Linked DNA regions of Mus musculus: region 1 is linked to region 2. Evidence: chromatin loops called from intact Hi-C (ENCODE). Cell type or tissue: heart. All regions are shown on one strand. Links, peaks and the distances in the headings refer to the core of each region. The heading gives the core; the rest is flanking DNA. Region 1 overlaps 4933407L21Rik (RIKEN cDNA 4933407L21 gene). Region 2 has its middle 14 kb from the start of Spata3.

Region 1 (7,842 bases), core at 2,450-6,449, 73 kb before region 2:
GTTCATAAAACACTGTTGGGGGGGAAGGGGTGTTTGTCATGTATATGGAAGCACATGTGTGTGCAGGTGTACACATATACAATGCACATGTGAATATCAGAGGACAACCTTGTGTGTGGGTCCTAAGGTACCTATCACTTTGTGTTTGAAACAGGACCTCATTGGCCCAGAGTTTTGTCAAATATATGTATACGTACACACACACACACACAAATCTCAACTTGTCACTAGCAACTTGACATCTGTCTCTTTATTATTCTGAGGCACTGTTTGAGTCAGCAGTGGCTTCCATGGCTTCCCCACTCAGCTCAGGGAGAGAGATGTAGCCCCCTGCCTTGGGTCCCCATGTAGCAATGGCACTGTCAGCCACAGAGCCCTCTCCAATGCTGTTGGGGGGGTTAGAGGTGTTATTTTAACCTTAAGAAAACTGTGATCTTCCTGGTAACCGGTGCATGTGGGTCTATCTCTCCCCACTCCTACTGTGACGGCTGCCCACACACAGAAGTGAGAGGCTTGGGACAAGACCCATTCCCTGTTGTCATCTGTTGCCAGGATCTGGGAGCTGAGCCTCCCATGCCTTCTGGTTGGAAGTGAGGCCTGGAGCTGTTGCTTGGCAGCCAACCTGTGCCAGGCATGCACAGCTGAGAGGATCCTGCAAGACCTCGAGAGAGATGATGAGCAGCTACCATTTCTAGCTTGGGAAGTAGGCCTGTTCTGTGCGCTGGCTGCCTTGAGAGGCATGCATTATGACTCCTGGGGTACTCAATGTGCCTTTCAGTTCCCGAAAACCTGAGGCACCCTCTCAGGCAGTGAGGCAAACAGGCTACCTTTGTGTCTTGGTGTTCCTTAGAGGTAAATGAAGCATACATACAGAACTTGGCTGAACATATAATCTTAGACGTTACTCTTGTATGCCCTATCAGGCTTGGGTGCCACCCTTATAGCCTATCATGAGGAGCATGTAAAATGTCTCACTGCTTGAAATAAACCTGTCTCAGTCTTAGCTCTGCTGAGGTCCCTCCAACCGGCCTGAGTCATTTATTCCCACTGCCTATATCAGAAGACACTGGCTTGGTACACAAGCGCTGGCACTTTCGGCTCTGCAGCACAGAAGAGGTAAATAAGGTGAACTAGATGAGAAAAGTATCCAAACCAGGTCCGGGTTAGGTTATGTTGACCTCTGTTGGGGTGCAGAGTACCTATCTGGGGTAGCTCGGGGCCTCTGGGGACATCCAAGAGGATCTTGAGTAGAGACATTGGACGAGGGCACAGAGACCTGGTATGCACCTACATTCATTCAGCAATCAACATAGATCATTTAATTCTCTCTCTCTCTCTCTCTCTCTCTCTCTCTCTCTCTGTGTGTGTGTGTGTGTGTGTGTCTGTCTGTCTGTCTGTCTGTCTGTCCTCAATGGCATCAACTGTGTGCCCTCTGACTCACTACAGCTCTGACACTACTCTGAGGTAGCATCAGATACCATAGGCTGAGGACTGGGTCCCCCAAAACTCTCTACCTCCTTCAGCCACCAGCCCTGGCTGTCCCATCTAAGCTTCCAACCCCAGAGTTCTAAACTGGGGTTCTTCCAACTCACTCCTCAGGTTCAAATAATTTGTTAGAGAAGGGCTCAAAAAAAAAAAAAAAAGGAGTTTACAGATTTCACATAAGATACTACAAACATCCACAGAACAGATGAAAAAATTCCCAAGATAAAGTTGGAAGGTAGGAGTGCAGGGCTGCCGTGCCCTTTCTGGGCACCTTGTCCTCAGGGACCCTGCGTGCTCTAAGCTCTATGAAAGGCCCAGGCCCTGCCCTCTGGGGTGGAGGGTGGGGGGCTATGGCGGCTTCCTTACAAAAGCATGATTGATTAACTCATTGATCACCGGTGATTAGCCCGGCCCTCCGCCCTTACTTGCCAGAAGTTTGAGAATGGGTCTGAGAGACCCAGCTCTTCACTTCTGTTCTGAGCAGCCCCGCCACAGAAGCCACCTAGATCTGTCCACCACCAGTCATTTCATTAGTATGCATGTACAGCTCACCACTATCGTGATTCCAGGGGTTTTAGGAATTACTTGGCAGGAATCAGGCTGAAAAGTGCTGAGATATTTCACAGTATCACTTTGGGAAATGCTGGCGATGTTCAAGTGTCTACGAGTCTCACTGTTCTCCAAAAGCAAGGTCCTGCAAAGCAAGGTCCTGCGGCAGGCCAGTTTCCAGCCTCAACTCCACCAGCTTTATAGAGTCATCCCTTCATCAGGTCTCTGCACAAAAGGCCTTGAAATAACACTCCGCGTTCCTCTTCCCCACAAGCTCTAAGGGGGAAACTGGCTAATTATGCTTCTCACCCAAAGTCAAAGAAATCTGCCTCCCCTCCCCTCCCCTCCCCTCCCCTCCCCTCCCCTCCCCTCCCCTCCCCTCCCCTCCCCTCCCCTGTGTCTGACCCCGTGTAGCAAAAGGACATTTTCCCCTCTATCATCTGGACCTTCTCCTGAACAAACTGACAAAGACAAACGAAACCGGAGAAAAAGTATACAGATCTGTGAATGTGCAAACACGGAAAAACCAGAACACAGAAAGTCACAAGTGCGTGGCCACCCACCAGCTCAGTGGGGTGCAAAAAAAGGCACACCCCACTCCTGTTGGGGAGGAGAGAGTGTAGACAATTTTGAGATGACTCATATGTGACTTTTAGGGGGAACCTAATGAGCGTTGAGCATATACAACAGCCCAGGACAGAGTCTCACGGGTCATAAAGTAGACAGTGGTTTGTAAATGATTCTCTGTGGGACCAGAAGAGGACAAGGCATGTGACAAGTCTATTCTGCCACTTGAATAGATAATAAAAAGCACAAGGTCAGAGGGACTTGAGCTTTGGGAGTGTGGGCGAGTGTAAGACGACCCCCCCTCCCCCCAGCCTCTCATAACTTTGGTCTTTGGAGTTCTGTTTCCTGGGCTCTAACACTCCGGCTTCTTTCTCACCGGAAGGAGAAATAACAAGGCTAAAGCTGGAGAACTTAGTGCAGACAGGATATGGGAAAGGGCTCTAATGAATAACAATGTAACATGCATCCGGGTTGCACTGGTTGCTGAAGACTCTTCCCACCTCCCCCAACCCTAGCCCCACCCCACGCCATCCCTGCAAATCTCCCCCATGCTGTCCTCTGGAGTTTGATTATTTCAGCTGCAGCCTAGCTCGGGAAGAGCACAGTCTCTCGCTGGTGCAGCCCGCTTGTTAAACTGCCGAGGGATGGGGGCTGTTTCCACAGATGTCTGCTCTTGGGTTTTCCTTTGAATGACCTCTTTGCTTCTGGTTTCCATGGAAACAGCCCTAGGAGCAAGGACAGCTGTGAATCAAGACCCTCATCAGGAGGGACCCTCTCCTAAAAACAGGTTGACAGAGTGCAGGAGGACAAGAACAGAAGGGCTGAGGGAAGGGAACAGTGAAGGAGGAAGGACTGAAGGAGGGAATCTTCTGGAAGGGAGAAACTCTGATCACAGCTGAGCCAAAGGCAGAGTCTTCAGGGAGTGGGAGGGCCTTGGAGGGACTCTGGAGGACGACAGTTAGAGCCCCCAGGAGCTTCCATGGCAGGTCAGATAAGGACATCCTGGGAGGATGGAATTGATGACATCAGCTCCTAAGAGGAGACAAAGACATAAATATCATAAATAACCATGACAAGGTAGCGAGTGTGACCTGCTCACTGGCCTAGATTGTAAAACTCCTCACCTTATTCGTATTGCCACAATTCATTGCTTGGGTCCTTACGTGTTCTTCAGACAGGAAGATAGTCCCTAAATTATTCAAAATCCCCAGGGTCCTCCTAGTCAAAAGAGCCCAATGGGAAAGTCAGCTTTGCTTGCTGACCCCTGAGGAAGGACAAACGACTTCTCTATGCTGTCATCCTCGAGGCTCCAGCCTGGATCTCTTCAGGGGAGAGGGACACTAGACCATAATATACAACAAGAGGGGCTGCCGGCTTCAGACCAGAACCCCACAGTCCCATTGCTCACACCGCAGACCCCAGAACCCCTGTGGATACCTACCGCAGCTAAGTGTCGCTGGCAAGTGAGAGGGGCTCTTTGAAGAAGCACAGGGCAGGCAAACTGAGACCCACCGACCACAGCAGCTTCTCCTTCATCTTTTAAAGTACCAGAGCACTGTGTCCTCCTGCTTAAGCTGCTGATGTAATTCTCCTTTTAAGTTTAGAAAACACTAGCCTATGGGAAGGTGGCAGGGTACTATTGCAGTCACCTCAAGCAAAGCCAGGATGGTGGGCAGACATGGGCTCCTAATTAGCCTATTCTCTCCTTTTCAGGAACCACTGGTACTTGTAAGCCCTCTCTGTCTTTCTTGTCCCACTCAAGAGTGGGCATGTGGCATTTGCCCAGGAAGCACAAATGCCTGTTGATTTTGATTGAAGATGCTGGCGCTTCCCCATGTCATCCTGACACCATGCATCTATTATCTTCCCCAGGATCACAATTATGAGAATGGATGCTAAGAAGCGTCTGCTTTGAACATCTCCAGGCTTCACCCTACCTTGAAAGAAAGCCAGGCTTTGGAGCCCCAGCCTAGATGGAGAAAGTGCCACAGGATCTGTGAAGGGAAGGCATGGCAATGGTTCAGGGAAGGTGGCTAGACTCCAGAGCATGATTTTGGTATGAGCTCTCTGGAAGAGACACCAGAGCTGGTGGGAGGGGCAGCTTGCAGCCATGAGGGAACTGTAGGACAAAGTCTTGTGTCCATGTAACATAGGAGTCTACATTCATAGGCCTGGTTCTTAGCCACCGAATCTGCGGCCCCCATTCCCCTATCAAGGGCACTCTCTTATTTCTTTATTTCATTTTATTTGTTATATGTGTCTGGGTGCTTTGCATCATGCTCACGTAGTTCCTGAAAAGGCCAGAAGAGGGCACTAGATGACCTCAGACTAGACTTCCAGACTGCTGTGACCCACCGTGTGGTCACTGGGAATGGAAGCCAGGTCTTCTGGAAGAGCAGCAAGTGCTCTTTACTGCTGAGCCCTCTCTGTAGGTCTTGAGGAGCCTCTCTTTCTAGAATTCATGCAGGATTCCCGGAGCTAGAGAGATGTTTAGGGACAACGGGGTTAGCAAGTCTTTGTAAAATGTCCTGAGCTCAGAGCCGGGTGTATTCAAGTTAAGAAACTAGAGGAAACACACATGTTCTATTCAAGTTCACAGAGTAAAAGCCTTGTGGACTGGATGCTCCCACTTAAATTCAGGCATTGAAACCCCAACCCTGGGACCTTAGGGGGCCAATTAAGGTAAAATGAAATGCTAACTGTCTGACCCAGACAGTTGACTGTCCCTATCAGAAGGAATCAGAAAACTTCTTGTACAGACCCAGGCAAAAGCAAGGAAGAGCTCTCACCAGGAACCAGACACAGAGCCAGGCCAGACCGTGAACATTCAGCCTCCAGGGTAGTGAGAAATGTCTTTCTGCCACTGACGCCATACCCCAGACCCTCCATCAGCCCCTGGCTGTACCTCTGATATCTGACTGTTCCCCAGAGTGACATCCCAGGGAGGAAATAGCAACAGCTCTAAGCTCTATTAACCACCTACTACATCTGTGTTTGTCAAAATGGTTTAAACACCTAGCCTCTGCAGTTAAATTGACTTTAACACTCCAGAGATGCTGGCCTGATGCCACCCTCCGTGAATGCCAGAAGTCCATTTGCCTGCTTGGTTCTGAAAGGTTTCTCACCCTCTGGTCCAGCAGGTGCAGGCAAGCCTACCAAGCGCCACTGTGTTGGCACCTGTCCCTGCCTTACTCTATAGCAACTGATTGTACCTGGTGGCCTCCAGAGAAAGCAAAGCCTCAGCTGCTCCTTCAGGGGGAAAGAAACGTTGTTTCGAGGGCGAGAGTGGCTGCGGGGTGGGGTGGGGGGCCTGTTGAAAATATGGCAGGGGCTTCCAGCTGCTGGAGATAGTCCTTCCCAAAGCCTAAGAACATCAGTCTATTGTGCATGCACCACATGCGAGTGGGGTGTGTGTGTGTGTGTGTGTGTGTGTGTGTGTGACTGTGCTGTACAACACCCCTCCCACTCTCTCCCACCTCCTCCTCCCACCCCCCACTCCGTGCAGATAAGTTTTGGTTGTTTCTCAGGTGACTGCCTCAGAACAAAGGCAGGGTCTGGGGCCTCAAGGTGAGCTGCTGGCTTGCTCCCTCAAGCATTCCTTTGAAGTGACACCTTCCAGTCTCCTCTGCAGACATCAAAGGACAGAAGGCCTCACTTCTGCTATATCTCACAGTGAATGTCCCCACCACCACCACCACCACCATCACCACACTCCCGACACAGAGCACTGTTCACAAAGGGAAGAGGAGACAGGCACTTGCTCACCTTCAGTGCCTGTGGTCTCTCTGCCCTGGCCTTACCAAGAAGCACAGCTGAGAAGGTGAGAGGTACTATAGTAGTAGTTTCAGGGTGTGTACCTCAAAATCAACACCTTTATGAGTCTTTTAGTCCCCTGTCCTCAGAATGGGATTCTCACGGTACCCTTTGTCAGCCACTCTGTTGCCCCCAAAGGATATTGTCCCCAATGGAGCTGGCCCTCGGAGGAGCATGGAGGATTTTGTAGATAGCATCTCCATATAGGTCCTTAGGGATGTGTCTACCCCTGCTTGGTTGATACTCTTTTCATCCCAGGCTAGAAAGCTCATCCTATCTTTTCCTCGTTGACATATCAAGCTAGTCCTTTCACATCCTTTTGAGTCTCTGCAGCTGCTACTGGGCCTACAGTCATTTCAAGCATCTTTGAAATTACTGGTTATTCACAGTAACTTTCTGTAGGGTAGAATTTTCTATGTGGGTGTTCTCAGAAGCCCAGGGCATCTTCACTGTGTTACTGTAATGACTCCAACTTCAAAGGGTCTACAGGGAGGGGACTCTAACAGGGCTGACTGAATGCAGTTTATGAATAGGTGCTCTCCAGTCAAATCCTCTGGGAGCCAAGGGGATAGGACCCACCCACCAGTTAGCTGGGGTTAACCGAAAAATGTCTGTTAAGGGACAAGGATGTCCCTGATCAGCCTTCCACATCCAGGTCAGGCCTTGGAACTTAGGAAAAAGGGGTGACTTGGACCTAAGCCTATAGGGAAATGCCTGTCAAGTGTGCTGGTAGGTGAGGAGGAGTTCCCTGTAAAGAGAGATACATTTACACCATAACTAGACCCAGAAGGGAGCATCACCAGTAGAGGATGTGTAGTCAACAGGTCTCTTGAATTGGGCCTCTCATGGACACAGAGCCAGTGTCACGGTGGGGAGGATGGAAGAGCAGGCTGAAAGGGACTGAGTCCAAGTGTGTGGGGCCTTTGAGACCCAGTGGCTTCACAGACAATTAAGCACCAACGTGACTGAGCATCAAACTGCACAGGGTCTGGATCCTCACCAACTGGGAAGACCAGCTATGCACCTGATAACCACCTGTGACCTACTTGTTACAGATAAGACCCCTATAACATCATACCTGATACCCAGGGGTCACATTGTTCAATCCCTTGGCAGGGGCCATTAAATACCAGTTCTTCTCTGGAGCCAGAAACTGAAGCCTGAGACAAGGTCACAGTACATTGTATGAATTTATTTGGTCAGTCATGTTAATCGAATTGGTTTTCCAATTAATTTTTGCTAGATCTTGCAGCTGTACGTGTAGCCAGTGTGTCAGGTTTTCCAAGGCTGAGTACGAATAAGGTCACATTATGGCTGAACAATAGCTCCTAGCCCCACTGGCTTTAGTAACAGGAATCTGGCTTTTTTCACAACTAAGTGCTGGGTTTCCCACACTCGCTGGCTGCATTCTGCTGTACTTCAACACTA
Region 2 (7,842 bases), core at 2,406-6,405:
AAATAAATAAAACTTACAGATGTTTTTGTAATAGCAAAGTGTGATGGTTTAATATATGCTTCTATTAGTGGCACTAATAGAAGGTGTGGTCCTGTTGTGGTAGGTGTGTCACTGTGAGTGTGGGCTTTAAGACCCTCATCCCAGCTGCCTGGGAGCCAGTATCCTGCTAGCAGCCTTCAGATGAAGATGTAGAACTCTCAGCTCATGTCTCTTGTCAGAGTATGCCTGGGCCTAGCAAACATAGAAGTGGATGCTCACAGTCGGCTATTGGATGGATCACATGGCCCCCAATGAAGGAGCTAGAGAAAGTACCAAAGAAGCTAAAGGGATCTGCAACCCTATAGGTGGAACAACATTATGAACTAACCAGTACCCCGGAGCTCTTGACTCTAGCTGCATATGCATCAAAAGATGGCCTAGTCGGCCATCACTGGAAAGAGAGGCCCATTGGACACGCAAACTTTATATGCCCCAGTACAGGGGAACGCCAGGGCCATAAAAGGGGAGTGGGTGGGTAGGGGAGAAGGGGTGGGTGGCTATGGGGGACTTTTGGTATAGCATTGCAAATGTAAATGAGCGAAATACCTAATAAAAAAAAAAAAAAAAAAAAAAAAAAAAAAAAAAAAAAAAAAAGAAAAAAAAAAAAAAAAAAAAAAAAAAAAAAAAAAAAAAAAAAAAAGAACTCTCAGCTCAGCCTGCACCATGCCTGCCTGGATGCTGCTATGCTCTTGCCTTGACAATAATGGACTGAACCTCTGAACCTGTAAGCCAGCCCCAGTTAAATGTTGTCTTATTAAAGAGTTGCCTTGGTCATGGTGTCTGTTCACAGCAGTAAAACCCTAACTAAGATACAAGGGAAAACCGAACAAAAACAAACAGGAAAGTAATCTCCAAAGGTTGTTTTTGTTCGTGTGTGTGTGTGTGTGTGTGTGTGTGTGTGTGTGTGTGTGTAAATGGGGTAGATTTGGGAATGATAAAGTACTGATGAATAATTTCAGGGACCTAGCTTATAAAACTGACCAAATAATGATAACTTTCTTTAGGAAGTTCTAGAGGAGACACACAGGAGAGCAGGCAGAAGGATGTCTATGCAGGCCAATGAACACATACTGGAGTAGCTCACACTATTGCTATGGGTATGTGAACTGTTCATGAACTAGTGACCATAAAAGCTATGTATGGCAGGATCTTGTCTTTTTTTTTACATTTATTTATGTATGTATATGGGTATTTTATCTGCATGTATACCTGTACATTAGGAAAAGGCAACAGAATTCATAAGTCTGCAATTATAGACAGCCGAGAGTTGCATGCTGGGAATTGAACTCAGGACCTCCCGAAGAACAGCCAGTGCTCTTAACCACTGAGGAACCTGTCTTATTCTTCTTCTAGAAATGACTACTCTTCTCAGGAAGTTATGCTCAGATTCATCTCAAGTCCCCGTTCTTCCTTGTTGAAGGGCAATTCTGGCAGGAGGCTGTTGTTGACCAGGCTCTGCAGTCTCTCTGCTGACAGCATGGTGTGTGTGGAGGGGACGTGAACGAGAAGCCTGTGTGTGCGCAGACTCACCCAAGCACAAGTCTTTGGGGGTTTGCTAGTGCCCAGGTATCTGATCAGCCCTGCAAAGGTTCAAAGTGGTTCATGCCATTCATATTTGATCAAGGAAAAGATATCTCAGGGATCATGCTGGAGAATGGAACCTTCTCTCCAAACGCCAATCTCCAACACTAAGAAATTCTCGATGCAAGAAATGTGTTGTGTGGGAAATGTAGCAATGGGATGAAATTTCCCTTCCAGGCTGATACCACAAAGGAGGGGCAAAACAGGCCATATATGGAAGAAAGGAGGGGGAAGGATACAGCGAACACCTCAGGAATCAGACAACGTGCGTGGGTGGTGTGCTCACCGCTTGGGGCTTCTGCAACACAAGACCACAAACTCGGTAACTTAAAACAAAAACTTTCATCTCTGTAGAATAGAACCTCAAACTGAAGGAAGGTGTCGGCAAGGCCACATTCCCTCAACAGCCAGGTCTTGTCTCTTCCAGCCGAGGGCTTCCAGTGACCTTGGCTTGTAACTGTAACGTTCCAATCTCTGCCTTTGCCTACATCTCTTCCTTTGTGTCCCTCCCTCCTCCGAACCTCTTTGAGAAAGACACATCTCTTTGGATTGGGGGTTCATCCAGATGATGGTCCTACCAATCATTTCCTCTCGAGGCTTTTTTTGATATTTGCACAGACCCTGTTTCCAAATAAGGTCACCTTCCCAAGAATTATAATGTGGACATGAGACTGTGTTATCAAACCACCTAGCATGGGAGGCAGTGGTTAAGCTTGCTGGCTTTCTGACTTGGTGATGGCGTCTTGTGGCAAGGACCATTCATTCTGGGACTACACTGAGAAACCCAGCCCTGCCACAGGTTCTCACCACTGAAGAAAACACAAAGCATTCTGGGAAATGCTGGTGGACTCCATCTATGCAAATGGTCCTCTCTTCGATGGCTGTTCCCACATCTCCTGCACTAAAGTACTTTGTTCATTAACCCAGAACTCAAATGGCCCGCTTTTCGTGGAACTTACAGCTTCGGGCATTGGTTTTGCTTGTCCAACCTGCTTGAGTCTTATGCAAATGATCCTTTCACAATGATTCCTGAGCGGGCCACATGATGACTTTTGTATGCCAGATTTGGGCCTGTTCTGTCCATGATGCCTAGGGAATGAAAGCCACAAAAATCAATACCAGAAGCTAAAATGCCTGTGGTCAACGTCATCCTGTAAGGTTTAAAGCATAAAGCAAGGGAGCTGGCACCTCCATGGTTCAGAGAAAAACCAACTAACCATCGCACACTGCAAGCGGGGCTCCTGCACCTTGGGCGGGTCTAGTTTGTGGTATGGATGGGAAATAGCGAGGAAAAAACATGCTAAAGAGATCTTTCTCTCTTTCTCCTCCACGCCAAGATTTTGTAGCTTCCCTACACTGTGGGGAGGAATTCACAGCATGCCATGTTTGTGGATGAGCCCTTTACAACTCTTTGGGCCACAGAGCAGAGCAGGTGCTGGGTTCAAGTCACCAGGTGAAGAAAAGGGACAGGAGATGAAGTCCACACCTGTAGTCTTACTACTCCAAGGGATTCATTCAGAGACCACTCGATCCCTTTGCACAAAAGGAATTATGGTGAAAAATTAACACCGAGCTAAATCACCTCTTTGTCCTCTCTGTTTTCTGGTCTTCCAGGCTGAGACTCTTCCCTGACTGATTAAAATGTCCCCCAAACACAGCTCTTCCTTCCTGGGCAATTGTTCTCTCATCCATAGATTCTTTCATTCTGTGGATTCCTGGATCTATATCATAATTCCTCCACCACCACCCCCCATCCTCCCAGCTCCTCAGGCACCTCCAACTGCATCTCCCAAAACCCTCACAACCCCTCCCCAAAGCAGTCCAGGGTTGTAGTGTGTGCCTGGGAGTAGGAATGGATCTCTGTGCCAGCACCTGGCCTCTCCCTTTGGCAGGCATCACTGCCCCAAGAAAGATGGATAATAGCTGTGAACTGGGTAACTTGCCTTCCTTTCTTCTAGAATTCGGAAGCTTTGGACATCATTCGGAGCTTTTTAAACTGCACCCCCTGCTAAGCCCCAGGTGAGGCCACAACTCACTAGGGGCCTCCTAGTGTCGGATGAATTAAAAATATTCGCTGAACAGCTCTTACTCAGGACACACAAGGCCAAAGGTAAGGGCACAAACTCAAGTGTTATAGGAAAGTAACAATGACTTCACACCTACTCTGCACTCTCTCCCTTCTATCTTGTCTCCCTCCTATCTTGTCTCCCTCCTCTCTTCCCTGAGGGCAAGAATCGCCATCCCTTTCGGATCTTTGGAGTCAGCTGAGAGTTGAGGCTTCCAAGACTGGAACTGGGTCCCCAGGAAGAATGAAAAGGAAAAGAGATACACGTAGGAATGAAACCCCCAGGCAACAATAGGCTGACCTCTCTCTTCCAACCCCACGCACTCCTCTAGCCAAAAAAAAAAAAAAAACAACGGTCCTGAAGCTTTGAAGACAAAAGCAGAGGACAAACTTTGAAGAGAGTTCCAAGTTTGCATACACCAGTCCCGCCCCTAGGGAATTCCCAGGGTAAACCTAGATCAAAGAACGGGCTACAGTGCCTCTGGTCTTCTAACCTGCAGCCATGCAGTGCCCCCTAGTGGTAGCGGTCTCTTTTGGTTTCCCTAACTCGGCAGAGGACATCTGATTCTTCTTTAGATAGACTTGAAGTCCTTTCTCTTTTCCCTTTTCAAAAGAAATGTGCTTCATGTGAGTTGAGAAATATGTACAATTTCTGTATTATGTATATTACAAATTCTAAAAATTAAAATACCATACACTTATTTTTTTCAAAACACAAAGAAAATCTTATATCAATTTTGTCAAATAAAAATTAAGGGCATACAGTTAAATTTGGATTTAAGAGCCATAAAAGCAAATTGCATGGAGCAATTATTTTATAAATGATGTAAAATGCAAGTTTAAGTGCCTTTTTGTGTGTTCATTTGCTAAGTCTGGCCACTCCATACCTTTAATATAGTTTTCCCTTTCCTGATGGAGGTTTTTACTAAATCAAGGGGTGGTACTTACTCATAAGGCAAATTGTTCAGCATCTTAATTTCCCTACTTATGGCCTGCCATAAACATCTCTCCTTGTACCAAGTGTTTTCTTTAATGACCTGAACTTTTAGATATCTGGAGATGACTGTAGTCTTTCAAGTTCTTTTATTCCCAACCCAAGAGTCCTTTCTGTTCCTTTCCTGGCTGTGACCCTTCTGAGGACACAATTGTTGTAACACAAATAAGGACAGGTGGGACTTTCCTCCAACTGTGGGTCTAATCCCAGCCATCAGTTCTGTTGTCTTGTACATTGCCTGGAACTGCTCAGTCAAGCTTCGATTGTGACACAGGGTAATAGTAACTGTGGCAATCATTGTGGGGTCCAGTCTGTCTTCTCCTACTAGATGACAACCTCCACATGCTCAAAAAACTTCTCATGCCCATTAGCATCTCTATCCCATTTTTATAGGATATGTTCAAATTGCTTGTACAGGACAAACATTCAAAAACTTCATGATAAAAACTATAACCCAGGGGCTGGAGAGAGGGCTCAGTGGTTAAGCGCACTCACTACTGTTTCAGAGGTTCTGAGTTCAATTCCCAGCAACCACATGTTGGCTCACAACCACTTGTAATGGGGATCTGATACCCTCTTTTGGTGTGTCTGAAAACAGTGACAATGTACTCACATACATTAAATAAATAAATAAATCTTTAAAACAAACAAACAACAAAACCAAAAAACTATACCCTAGGAAAGGTAAGAGTCTACCATGGCTGAGGTTCAGGGATAGAGTCAGGGGGAAAAGTGAGGGTTTGGGATCTCTGTAGAGCGAAAGATGGCTTTGGGTCAGACATACTGAACTTGGTTCCCTGCTCTGCCATTTTCTGGTTGTATGATTTGATCATCTCATCTTATGATACATCACAACCTCACTGGCTTAAACCGGTACATCCTTGCCACTTTCCAGTTCTGGTGGTTGACTTTAACTCTGAGATGCAGTCCCTTTTAGAGGTGGAGAGAGTCCATTTCTTCACCTCTCCAACCTCTAAGACCTGACCTTCAAAGGCTCCATTTGACCTTCAAAGCCAACGTTCTGACTTTATTTCCTCTACCTCTCCTTTGAGGATCTTTGGGGTTAGAACAGACCCACCTGGAGAAATTCAGAATAACTTGTTTTAAAACCATGTGTAACCTTTCATCCCCTTCCTTGCCTTGGGTAACCTAACATGTTCATCATAGTTAGATGGGAGCATCTGCAAGGGGGCCGGCAGGCTGCCTACCACAGGACTAGAGCAATGACGCAACCTCTGGCAGGCTGGATGTTTATAAAATGGAGTTCCTTCAGAAAGTGTAGATTAGGAATAGACAATAACTGTATTATTTATTACTAAGAATTTACCTCAGAACTTAATGGGCTAAACCAATGCCATCTCAGCCCGCACGTGGGGGAATCCAACTAGAGTGCAGCTCAGGTGTGTGGTTCTAGTTGATGTCTTTCCCAAAGTTGCAGACAAGATATATATGAAGTCATCTAAGTTTGACTAAGGCTGGACACTTCCAAGATGGTGCCTTTAACAGGTGCTGGTAGAGAAGGCTTCACTCTTGCCTCTCCGTGGGACTGCAAGAGTGTCCTCACCATATGAGCAGGTGACATCCCTCGAGATTACTGATCCCAGCAAACAAAACATAAACCACAATGTCTTTTGTCTATATTTTTGTTATTTAAAATAATTCAGAAATAATAAAAATTAACTGTAACATTACCCAAAAGATTCAGACTACTATCAAGATGATCTTTTTCGGGGCCAGAGAGATGGTTCAGCAGTTCTGGGTGGTAGCTGCTCTTGCAGAGGACCCAGGTTCAATTTCCAACTCACACTCTGTAGCTCGCAACCACCTATAACCCTAGTTCCAGGAGATCCAGTGCCCTCTTCTAGATTCCACAGGTGCTGCACATACACATAAATATAAATGCTTTTAGTTAAAGACAATTCTTTCTCAAGTTAAATGTCATATGGGGTGCCAATATGTCCACCAGATACCAGACACGGTGTCTCAAATATAATCAAGGCCTCTCACTCCTCTGCTTATGAATTGTCTTAATTCAACTTTTTAATCAAAGCAGGACTTCATTGACTTTCTCTAACCTAGAAATCATTACTTTTATAAAACTTAATGCAGTAAAAGAGCTCCCTCCACACAACAAAGTGTGTTTTTAAAAAATGACCCTTTACTGTGACCTCAGAAATGTGAGGCCCAAGAGGCTTTGCCACCCAAAGACCCCTCCTCCTGCCAGTGCCCTTGACTTTCATCAGTATTGACCTCCAGAAAACTGTGTAACATTGAGTCAACCCCATTTCTGTCTCAAGGAGCCATGGTACTGTTGCTTAGAAGAAGGCATTTTCAGCTAGTCCTGCCTGCACCAAACCCCAGACCTACCGCTCACCGAGTGAATGGAGACTGTTTAACCTCCCTGAGCCTTCTGTTCCTGCTGCTGTAACTTGAAAAAGTGATGATCTCTGCAGCCATGCCCTGCAAACATGGAAAACCTTCTAACACCCAGCACACAGGAAGACCCCACATTACTAGGGCAACATTTAGAGTCAGAAGAGCTTGTCAAATGTCTTTGGATTTTTGCTCACTTCTCCCAGGAGGTGAGAAAACCCACCAAGGATGGAATTGGTGTCTAACCAGCCAGGAGGAGGCTATTTCCCAGCCTGGGTTGCCCAGGCAAAATGAATGGAAATAATTCATCCACTTTCCAAGATGTGAGCCAAAAAGACTGCTTTCCTCTCCCTTCTTTCTCATCTTCCTGCTAGTCAGGAGCTAGGGAGCCCTGGACCAGCAGCCCCTGGAGGCAGGAAAGAAGACTCCATGTTGAAGACAGCAAAGAGCCCCAATTACCAACAGAGGAAACAAAGCGCTATCTTTTCTAAGCCAAGCCATGTATCTTTGAATCTCTCTGCTACATCAACTTAAATGCAACAAGGAGTTTAAAGGGTCCAGCCATTCAGCCCAATATTCATTATTTAACACCAGCTGACCGTAGCAATCTCCGGCCCACAGAGACAAGAACGACATGGGCACCAAGGAGGGTTCACACAGCAGCTTCTTTACTTGCGGCTTTTTTCTCTTACAACTCTCTCCCCAGCAGCTTCTTCTTTACTGTCCTTCTTGCAGCAACTGACCTCACCTCGCCCCACACCACCTCATCCAATCAGAATCACACACACTC

Evidence for each region. Hi-C counts contacts between places; a loop is a spot of excess contacts. Peaks named below come from ENCODE experiments on the same cell type or tissue, not always from the same donor. Only the 100,000 strongest peaks of a DNase experiment are listed, where the experiment ranks them.
Region 1: it touches region 2 in a loop (4-fold over the local background); 35 of 42 quality-filtered maps call a loop at or near these places.

The regions. Positions count from the first base shown.
Region 1 is chr1:85,930,733-85,938,574 of GRCm38, forward strand. 4933407L21Rik (RIKEN cDNA 4933407L21 gene) reads left to right here. Exons shown (of 3, transcript NR_037692.1): 3 at 553-1,024. It also overlaps a transcript of Gpr55 not described here. Among named protein-coding and RNA genes, the nearest start is that of 4933407L21Rik, 6.2 kb to the left of the region's middle. In heart, for the core only: a CTCF peak has its summit at 4,892 (motif pointing right); no DNase peak of the experiment used is centred there; H3K4me3 peaks cover 743 bases; H3K27ac peaks cover 1,497 bases.
Region 2 is chr1:86,003,844-86,011,685 of GRCm38, forward strand. No RefSeq gene overlaps it. Among named protein-coding and RNA genes, the nearest start is that of Spata3, 14 kb to the right of the region's middle. In heart, for the core only: a CTCF peak has its summit at 4,208 (motif pointing left); a DNase peak (open chromatin) is centred at 4,158; H3K4me3 peaks cover 408 bases; H3K27me3 peaks cover 345 bases.